Linked DNA regions of Homo sapiens: region 2 is linked to region 1. A link is an interaction called in ENCODE POLR2A ChIA-PET data of the cell type or tissue named here. Cell type or tissue: PC-9. All regions are shown on one strand. Links, peaks and the distances in the headings refer to the core of each region. The heading gives the core; the rest is flanking DNA.

Region 1 (4,395 bases), core at 264-4,263:
AGAGCTGTGTTTGATTTCTGAAAAATACTCAATATATCACCCATTTTATTATGTACAATGCCACAAAAATGTCTGTAACTACTTTTCATTTCATATGATTACTAAATGTAAGCAGAATGTACTGGGTGTTTTATTATATAGGTGGTTAAGGCCTGGTAAAAACAACGTTTTGCAACACTACCTCACCTTGCACAATTGTGCGAAAGAGATTCAGGAATAGAGTTCCTGAGTGTTGCCATGAAACAGAGATCACCTTAGGCCTCTGTTTCCTTGGCTGTAAAACAAACTCATTGATGACAATCAGAATTCTTCACCTCTGTTAGAGAAGAAAGACAGCAGATCTGGGTCCATGCCCCAGAGGTGTGACCTGGCCAACCCACTTTGAATTTATGGTGGAGTGGATTTAGAACACCAGGGGTGGCTGGGAAGGACAGGGCACAACAGACTAGTATTCCCACCACCTCTTCTCTTCAGGATCTTACGGACATTGGAGGGCCCTAGACCTGTTCTGACTATGGGTCCCCCGTCAGAAAGCATGAGAGAGATGTTGGTATTTTATGGAAAGCCCATGGGATTTTGAAAGGCCATTCATGTTTCCCAGCAGAACTAGGGCGTCCAATTGAGTTCAGACTTGCTCCATGCAACCATTGTCAGGTCACATGACATCTTTAGGTCTCAGCTTTTCATCTGTAAATGCAGGCCGCTGGGCTAGGGGATGCCTAACACTTCTTCCAGATGCACTGGCACTGAATGCCAGGAAGTCTGGCGATTGAGGGCTGGCACCAGGAAGAGGCCCAGATGATTTTATGAAGGTATTAAATGCCACCTTTAGGGGGTGTGCGAGGCCTCCCCGCAGTCCTGAAAAGTTACGTAGCCAATTCTTCAGCATTTCCAATGTTTCTGGGAATCTGAGTTCTTAGGTGGAATGGAATTTTCTGTCTAGGGAACCAATCTGTGGTGGAGCTAATACAGAGATCAGGAAAAGTGGCCACAGCAGACATTCCACAGGGGAAAGAGCAGAATAGCTAAACTAGTCTAGTGAGATTGAACAAAAGGAGGGTGCCAGGTACGACCCTTAGTTCTAGGCTCACGTAGTCTTTAGTTCTAAGGCTAATCTTAGGGAAGAGTTTTGGGGAGATGGTGGAATGGTGGAGATTCATAGCTGTCTCAAAAATAAGTTTATGTTTTCATTCAGCAAACATTTATTGATCTGGGAATGTGTTGGGTGTTGGTGAAACAAAGAAGACAGACCGGGGTGGGTTCTCAGCCACACGCAAAGCCAGTCATGGCCAAGGACGTTGCCATAGGGTGGGATGAGGGGCATGGCCAGCTACTTTCAGACAGATGAGTATATGTAGTCTAGGGGCCGGAGATGCCCTCTGAAGGCAGCCGCCTAGAAGGGTATGTAGAGGTTAGTGAAGAGAGTTGAAGGCAGCGGGGGGGGAAAGAGGAGGAGGCATGAGTGGGGTGTCGCTGTGCTGGGAGACCTGGAGGGGATGGAGGTGTGGCATCTTGGGAGTTGGGGAGAAGTTGAGTCTGGCTCTTTTGTTGAGTGAGAGATGGAGGATTGGGTAAGAAACAAGGCTAAAGTGGTTGGGAGGGGTTGGATCGTCTTAAGGAGATGGAACTCCTCATGGAAGTTCAGTCTCCATAGAAACCCCTGAAAGGCTTTAAGGGAGGGACCTGGAGGAGCTCTTTCAGCTGAAGTGGTGAATGGATTGCGAGGGAACGTGACTGTAGGCTGGGACAGCTGTTAGAGGTGGTCGTAATCTTCCAGGCGCGAGATGATGTGGACTGAAATGGTGTGGAGACAGTCGGAGGGAACTGCGAGATCATTGGGTGTCAGACTGGGTTTGCAAACCTACGACTTCACTGAGAAGTGAGCAAAATGAGTAACCTGTTCCCCTCAAGCAATACAGATAATGTGGAGAGATACTTGTTTCCACTGGAACTTCCTCCTCCACCGAATCCGACTGCTGTACCTGTGTGGATAGGTAACCTACAGACCGACTGCCCCACCTCAGGAGTCCTGTGTGCTTCACGACTAAAATCCTCTGGCACTTTCAGCCTCATTGAAGAGAGATGAAATCCAGTTGGCTGTAACCAGGGACCTGGAGTAATGTGATGGTGTCTATTACCAGGGAATGGTGGTGAAAGTCTCTGACTCCATTTAAGATGCACTTTCATCTGTGATCTGTTGATTTCTTTTGCAGCCCAGCTGTTTCCACTCAAAATAGTGGCAGAGCAAGTTTGCCACTCAGATTCTTGAATTGGGAGGAGGTGAGTGTTCTTCTCCCAGCAGGAGAACTGGTTTTGTTGCTTCTGGCCTCAGGGGTGGCCCAGAGGCACTCAGAGAACTGGAGACCAGGAGGGGTGTTGTGTCAGAGGGCCAGTGACCAGGATTCTAACAAAGCGTTTTCCACCAGGTGCTGGACATGCTGCTTACCGCATTGCTGGAGTGCAAGATTAGCTGGTCTATGCTCAGAGTGCCTGGGGCCTGAGTTTGCTGGAGATGTGGTCTTAGGATTCTCCGGGGAGGTGTGAGTTCATGTCCTGTAACTCTAGAACTGCCCAGAGCTTGGTGCAGTCACACACTCAGATCTGACCGACTGTCTGTTCTTACCTTTCCCAGGCTCTAGCAAGTTCACAAGGACACCAAGCAATCTCCCAGACTTAGACTGTACACTGGCTGCTCTGGTACTGTTGCTGGAGCCTTCTCCTCTCTCCTCCCCTTCCCAATAGTTCCCACTGCAATAGGTGTAGCAGTGATACAGACAGGAAATGGAGGTGCTGTTGATGCTGCTGCTGCACCCTTAAAATTCTATAGAACTTACAGGGTGTACTCTGGAAAAATGATTGCCATAACCTTATTCATTGACTTATTGGATGAAATATGTACTGAGTGTCTACTAGGTGCCAGGCACTGTAATAGGTTCACGGAATAAATCTGTTAATAAAATAAAGAGCCCTTCTCTTGCGGAGGTTTCATTATAGTGAGAGCTGACAAACAATAAATGTAATATTTTGACTCTTTTGAAGGACTTCACCCCCAAATTTAGCCCAATCCATTCGGGAGGACGCATCCCTCTCTCTTGATGCCAGGTGTGGCCAGGGAGCCAGTGCTTGTCAAGAAATCTAACCTCCTGCTGTTGCAGGGGCGTCTGTTCTTATGACCTGGGTAGAGAGAGAGCAGAGCCAATGAATACGTACAGTGATGTATGTAATATGTGAGAAGGTGAAGGATATGGTAAAAGGGGAAAAACAGAGCAGATTAAGTACACGTTAGACATAGTTCCCGTTTCCAATCATCTGTAAACAGGGCATTTCATTCAAGGCCGTTCGGATCTGGTCCAGACACTGGTGGATCTACGTCTGAGAACGAGGGTAGTCGCCCAGGGCTAGGACACTGCTTGGAAAGGTGGGGAGGCCTCAGCTGAAGTGACGCGTGGCTTCTGTAAGATTAGTGTCCCTTTACGTTCACTTCTCCTGTTAAAAATGTAGGGAGAAGCTTGTGGTTATTCCTCTGAGGGATTGGAATTGTAAATGACTGAGGGACAGAGGTGCTGGAAATTTTTATGCAGGTGAAATGATCAGGCAAAGGGCTAAGCCTGGGCTGTGGCCTCACCTGCTTCAGTCTCGCAGTTGGCTGGGTGGGTTCTGCTCTGCGTTTCCTCCTGACCTTTAGATGCGTGGGATTTCAGGGCTTAGTTCGTTGCCAGTGAAGCAGGAGTCTGGATGCTTACTGAGCCTCTCCCTGTGTTTGCAAATAATTATCATCCGTTCACAGTGGGTGCTGCAATGGTCTCACTTCCTTTAATTAATTTGTTCTGTATTAATTATTGGGGTATTTTGTTTTATGAAGGTGATGACTCACCCAGCCCGGCAGGTTCAGAACTGCCCTGTTGGCATTTGACTGACAAGGGCTTGGTCTCCCAATTCAGCCCAAACCATTCAGGAGGATGCATCATTCTCTCTTGACATCAGGCGTGGCCAGGGTGCTGGTGCTTGCCAGGGAACCTGACCTTCTGGAGCAGAGATGTTGTCAGAGCTGCTGAGTCAGGGAGGTCAGTTCTGTTCATGACCTGTGTGGAGAGCGAACGGAGCCAGCCAATAGAGAAAACCCTGGCGGGCTAGGGGTCGCACAGGAGAGTGGCTTCTGAGGCAACGTGTTAAGTGACCTTGAGACTGGAGGTCCTTCTGCCAGAAGTCTCTGGAACTCAGGTACCCGGAGGGTCCTGAAGTGTCCTTGGGGAATACAGCACAGAGTTCTTTGTGGGACGCGAGGGATATTTCTGCTCGGCTTTTTCTTGGCGTTTTTTCCTTGAGTGCTTTCCTAAAGCTGCTTTTTATCCTTCCAAGTCATTCTCTCTGGTTGTCAGTGCATATTTCTTTCCG
Region 2 (4,395 bases), core at 93-4,092, 720 kb after region 1:
AATATTTACATTGCATATTGAAATCTTGCCCAACTACCTACAAATTTTTATTTAAAAGATTTGTAGAGTTATTACTCTAGTGAATCACAGATTAATTTGAGTCCAGTTATTTGTAAATAAAAGCTTTGTTGGTTAAGCTTACACTAATTTAACTGATATAATCAAGGCTATAGACTGAGTAAGATTCATATCACATATTTCCCAAGATGAATGCGAACTAAAGTTTTTCAGAAACTTTCTCAGTTGCCTAAAGATCCTTTTGGGTCATATAACAATGCTTGCTAAAGATAAGTTTAGTTTTACAACTCTTGGCAATATTCCTTTTAATAAATTTGAAAATACTAAGTACACAGTTCACTTCAACTACTTACTTAAGACTCTAACTGTAAATCGATGTCATTTTTCTTTGCTGCTATTTAAGGTATTTGCTGATGCCTATTGTTGTTTTTCCATTCTTTCTTGGTGCTTTCACCCAATACAGTTCTTCTGTGTTTGTCTTCCTTTACTAGAAGTTCACATCTAATATGTTTACAGTATTCTTACATTTATTACAGTTGCTAAGACGGAACTTTGCCCTGGCTTAAGGCTGTTATTTTTTTAAATTGCCACTTGCCTTTTCAAGTCTATTGCACTCATTTATGTCACTGCAAAGGATACAAGGAAAGTAGGAGTATAAAAGTATTTAAAAATATAAAAGCATAAAAGCAAGCCTTCTGCACGTTCTGCACTTGTATCCCAGAACTTCAAGTATAGTAATAAATAAATAAATAAAAATAATAATAAAAAACAAAGTCAGAAGCAAGAAAAGAAAGTAGTTACAAATTTAGTGTACCTCATTCAAAACTTAAACAAGACAAACTAAAATATCAGCTTAATAGATGGAGAGAAATCATTTGATAAAGGTCAACACTTGTTCCTTTTATATATCTTAGCAATTGGGGATAGGTAATTTCTGTATATTTAAGGTTTCTACCCAACAAACCCAAGTGAATTTTATTCTTAATGGTGAAACATAAGAAATAATCTATTTAAAGTCAGGAACAAGAGAGGCATTTATTGGAGGTCCAGTGAAGTTAGACAAAAAGAATTAAAAGGATTGGAAGGGAAGAATCAAATGTGTATTATTTGCAGATTTATAAATCCAGATGATTCTACAGTCAAATTTTAAGAAATAATAACAGAGTTCAGCAAGGTTGCTGAATAAAAGATAAATAATACAAAAATAACAATAGCACATTTATTAAGTTTTTCTGTCTAGCACTAAGTGCTTTATAATTTTAACTCATTTAATTCTCACAATAATGCTGTTCAGTAGTTATTATTTTAAACTTTTTTTTTCTTTTTCTTTTTTTTTTTTTTTGAGACCGGGTCTTGCTCTTGTCACCTAGGCTGGAATGCAATGGCACGATCTCAGCTCACTGCAGCCTCCGCCTCCAGGTTCAAATGATTCTCCTGCCTGCTGAGTAGCTGCGATTACAGGTGCCCGCCACCACACCCGGCTAATTTTTGTATTTTTAGTAGAGACAGGTTTTCGCCATGTTGGCCAGGCTGGTCTCGAACTCCTGACCTTGTGATCTGCCCGCCTTGGCCTCCCAAAGTGCTGGGATTACAGGCATGAGCCACCATGCCTGGCCTAAACTTTTTCATAGATGAGGAAAATGAAATACTGAGAATTTAAATATTTCTCCATAATCATACCGTTAGGAGCTGCAGAGGCAAGATTGGAACCCCAGAGGTCTGACTCCTGAGTCTACCCTTTGCAACCATGCTAATTGCATTTCTGTACACCAATAATAAATGATTAGAAAATGTAATTTAGAAAACACCATTTTATAACATCAAGAAAGTCATAAAGTTCCTAAGACTATCTACAACAAAAGTTCGTAAGACTTTTATGAAAGGAAATTTGAACAATTTATTGAAGGACATAAGCAAATTGTAAATAAGTGGAGAGATCTATTATGTTCATGGAAAAGAAAGCTCAGTATCATAAAGAAGTCTGTCCTCCAAAATAATCTATAATTCAGTGCAGCTTCAATGAGATTCCAAAAAGTTTTTTTTCTCCTTCTAATTTGACAAGCTGATTCTAAAATTTATGTGAAATGGGAAATGGCTAAAAATAAGGCAGTTTTAGAAAATAATAGTGAATGAAGGGACTCATCTTTCCAGTTAAGACTTACAAATTAAGAAAGTGAGGTATTGATAGAGAGAAATGAGACAACTCAGAAACAGACGTCTTACATGCTATATGCATTTTTCACGTAAGATAGAATCAGTCTTACAATTCAGTGATAAAAAGGTTATTCGATTAAAGATGGCAGAATAGTTGATTATACATATGGAAAAAAGTATATATCTCTCCCTAAAAAACATGAAAAAGCAAAAGTTTTTAGAAGAAATAGGGCAATATGTTTATGACTTATAAGGAAAATCTCTTGAAGTACAGAATGATTTCTGTACCTAAAGACATTTAAAAATTTGTGCAATAAAAGATAAACCATAGACTTGGAGTCAGTCTTTATAATACGTAAAGGATTCATTTCTGTATTATGTGAAGAATTCTTATTCATCAGTAAGAAAAAGACAACAAAATAGAAAAATGGGCAAGGATATGATCAGTTATTTCACTGAAGAAGAAAACTGAATGGCCATATGAAACATATGAAAACAATGCCTATTCTGATTAGCAGTCACAGAAATGCGTATTAAAGTGAAATATAATTTCAGAAATTTGACAGAGCTAAGTAGAACAAAGATTTGAAGAATGAGGACTGAAAAATACATCTAATTAGAGTGTATATTGATAAATCATTTTAGATAATATTTTAGCAAAGTTGAAATATGGTTGAAAAGTAGCATATTCTATAACCCAACAATTTTCCTCCTAAACGTGAGTGCCAGAGAAGTCCTGTCACTTGTGCCCAGGGAGACACTTACCAGATTATACAGTGTAGTCAGGATTGTAAGAACAAACACTTGTAAACTCTGACAGCAGGAGAATGGAAATATAAGTTGTGGTATATACTTAAAAGAGAATATTGTAATGTAGTTTAAGTGATATACTGAACCACAAGTGCCGTGGATAAATCTCAGAATACACAGTTTTGCAGAAAGTTTGATATCAGATGATTCCATTTCTGAATTTGAAAAACATGCAAAATGTTAGTATTGTTTATGGCTACATACACATGTCGTTACAGTATGTCGTTACATGGATGGAAATGATAAATGCTAAATTCAGGATACAGGTTCTCTCTGTAGGAGAATAGGATTGCGGAAACAGTGGCTTCAGCTCTATCTTTTATACTTAAGGGAAAATAATCTGAGGAAATAATGTGGCACAATGTTAAGATTTGAAAAACCTGCATGATGAGGACATGGATATTTATCATATTATTCTCTTAAATATTTCTGTATAATCAAAGTATTGAGCAATTTTTAAAAATAAGTACATTGACATTGGGCTCTAATACTTTCTATCAGTACGTTAGCTCCTGATTTTCCAGGGCAGTCATACCCCAGGCCTGTGTCTTCTGGTCGTGTTTTCCAGTTAGTGTATCCTAAAACTGGTCTCTAGAGACTTATGTGAATACAAAGCTGATTAAGCATTAAGCCAGTAGGCTTTTAAATAGTAGTCAGGTTAAAACTAGGTATAATACAATAGGAGTTTTGTTTCAGCACTTTTTTCCAATTCTTAACATTTGTTATATTTTCTTTTGAAGAGCAGAATTTTCAGAACATTTTTAGTTCATTAAATGGATTTGATAGTTGTCTAGAGAAAAATTCTTTCTTCATATTCATTAGCGTGAATAGATATATTGTCGTGCTTTAAATAAAAGCAATTTATGGAATTTTAAATTAAAATTCAAATCTTTTAATATCTGTTTAACATAAAGTACTTTAAGGTATGCAACAGAGACTGAGAATGATAGAATTTGTGAGATTATAAGAGAACCTTAAACATTATGTAATCCAGTTGCCTGTATTTGTATTCTCCTCACTTAAATTTCTACCCAGTGGTTATCTAATCTGTTTGGGAACTTTGAATAAAAGACAGGATATTATATACAATCTGTAAAAATCCACTGGACATGTTAAACATTACAGTCATACCTTATTATACCTTTGGTTTAATCAGAACAATCTGCACAGGTATTAATATATTCCCACTACTACATTCTAATTTTGTCTCCTTGACGTTGTGAATTTTTTACCTTTCCTAAAATTTGATGTATATAATCAAATAAACTTACTGCTGAGGCCATTATCTTGGGACAGACCATTTTCCTATACACCCTCAGAAATTAATCCAAGCCCAGATTTATCTTAAGTCAGTCTAGAACATTTCTGGGAACCAATTCCTAGAACTTTAGAGAAAGTATTATGAGCAAGCAA

Evidence for each region. ChIA-PET counts read pairs that join two places held together with the same protein. Peaks named below come from ENCODE experiments on the same cell type or tissue, not always from the same donor. Only the 100,000 strongest peaks of a DNase experiment are listed, where the experiment ranks them.
Region 2: POLR2A ChIA-PET joins it to region 1 with 6 read pairs; 1 of 35 experiments calls an interaction of 5 or more read pairs at or near these places.

What each region holds. Positions count from the first base shown.
Region 1 is chr11:129,731,163-129,735,557 of GRCh38, reverse strand. LOC124902792 (a long non-coding RNA gene) reads left to right here. Exons shown (of 2, transcript XR_007062951.1): 1 at 1-2,540; 2 at 2,633-4,395. Among named protein-coding and RNA genes, the nearest start is that of TMEM45B, 82 kb to the left of the region's middle. In PC-9, for the core only: no CTCF peak of the experiment used is centred there; DNase peaks (open chromatin) are centred at 2,447 and 3,957; H3K4me3 peaks cover 348 bases; H3K27ac peaks cover 2,942 bases.
Region 2 is chr11:129,014,413-129,018,807 of GRCh38, reverse strand. All of the region lies in intron 11 of ARHGAP32 (Rho GTPase activating protein 32), which reads left to right. Among named protein-coding and RNA genes, the nearest start is that of TP53AIP1, 74 kb to the right of the region's middle. In PC-9, for the core only: no CTCF peak of the experiment used is centred there; no DNase peak of the experiment used is centred there; H3K27ac peaks cover 152 bases.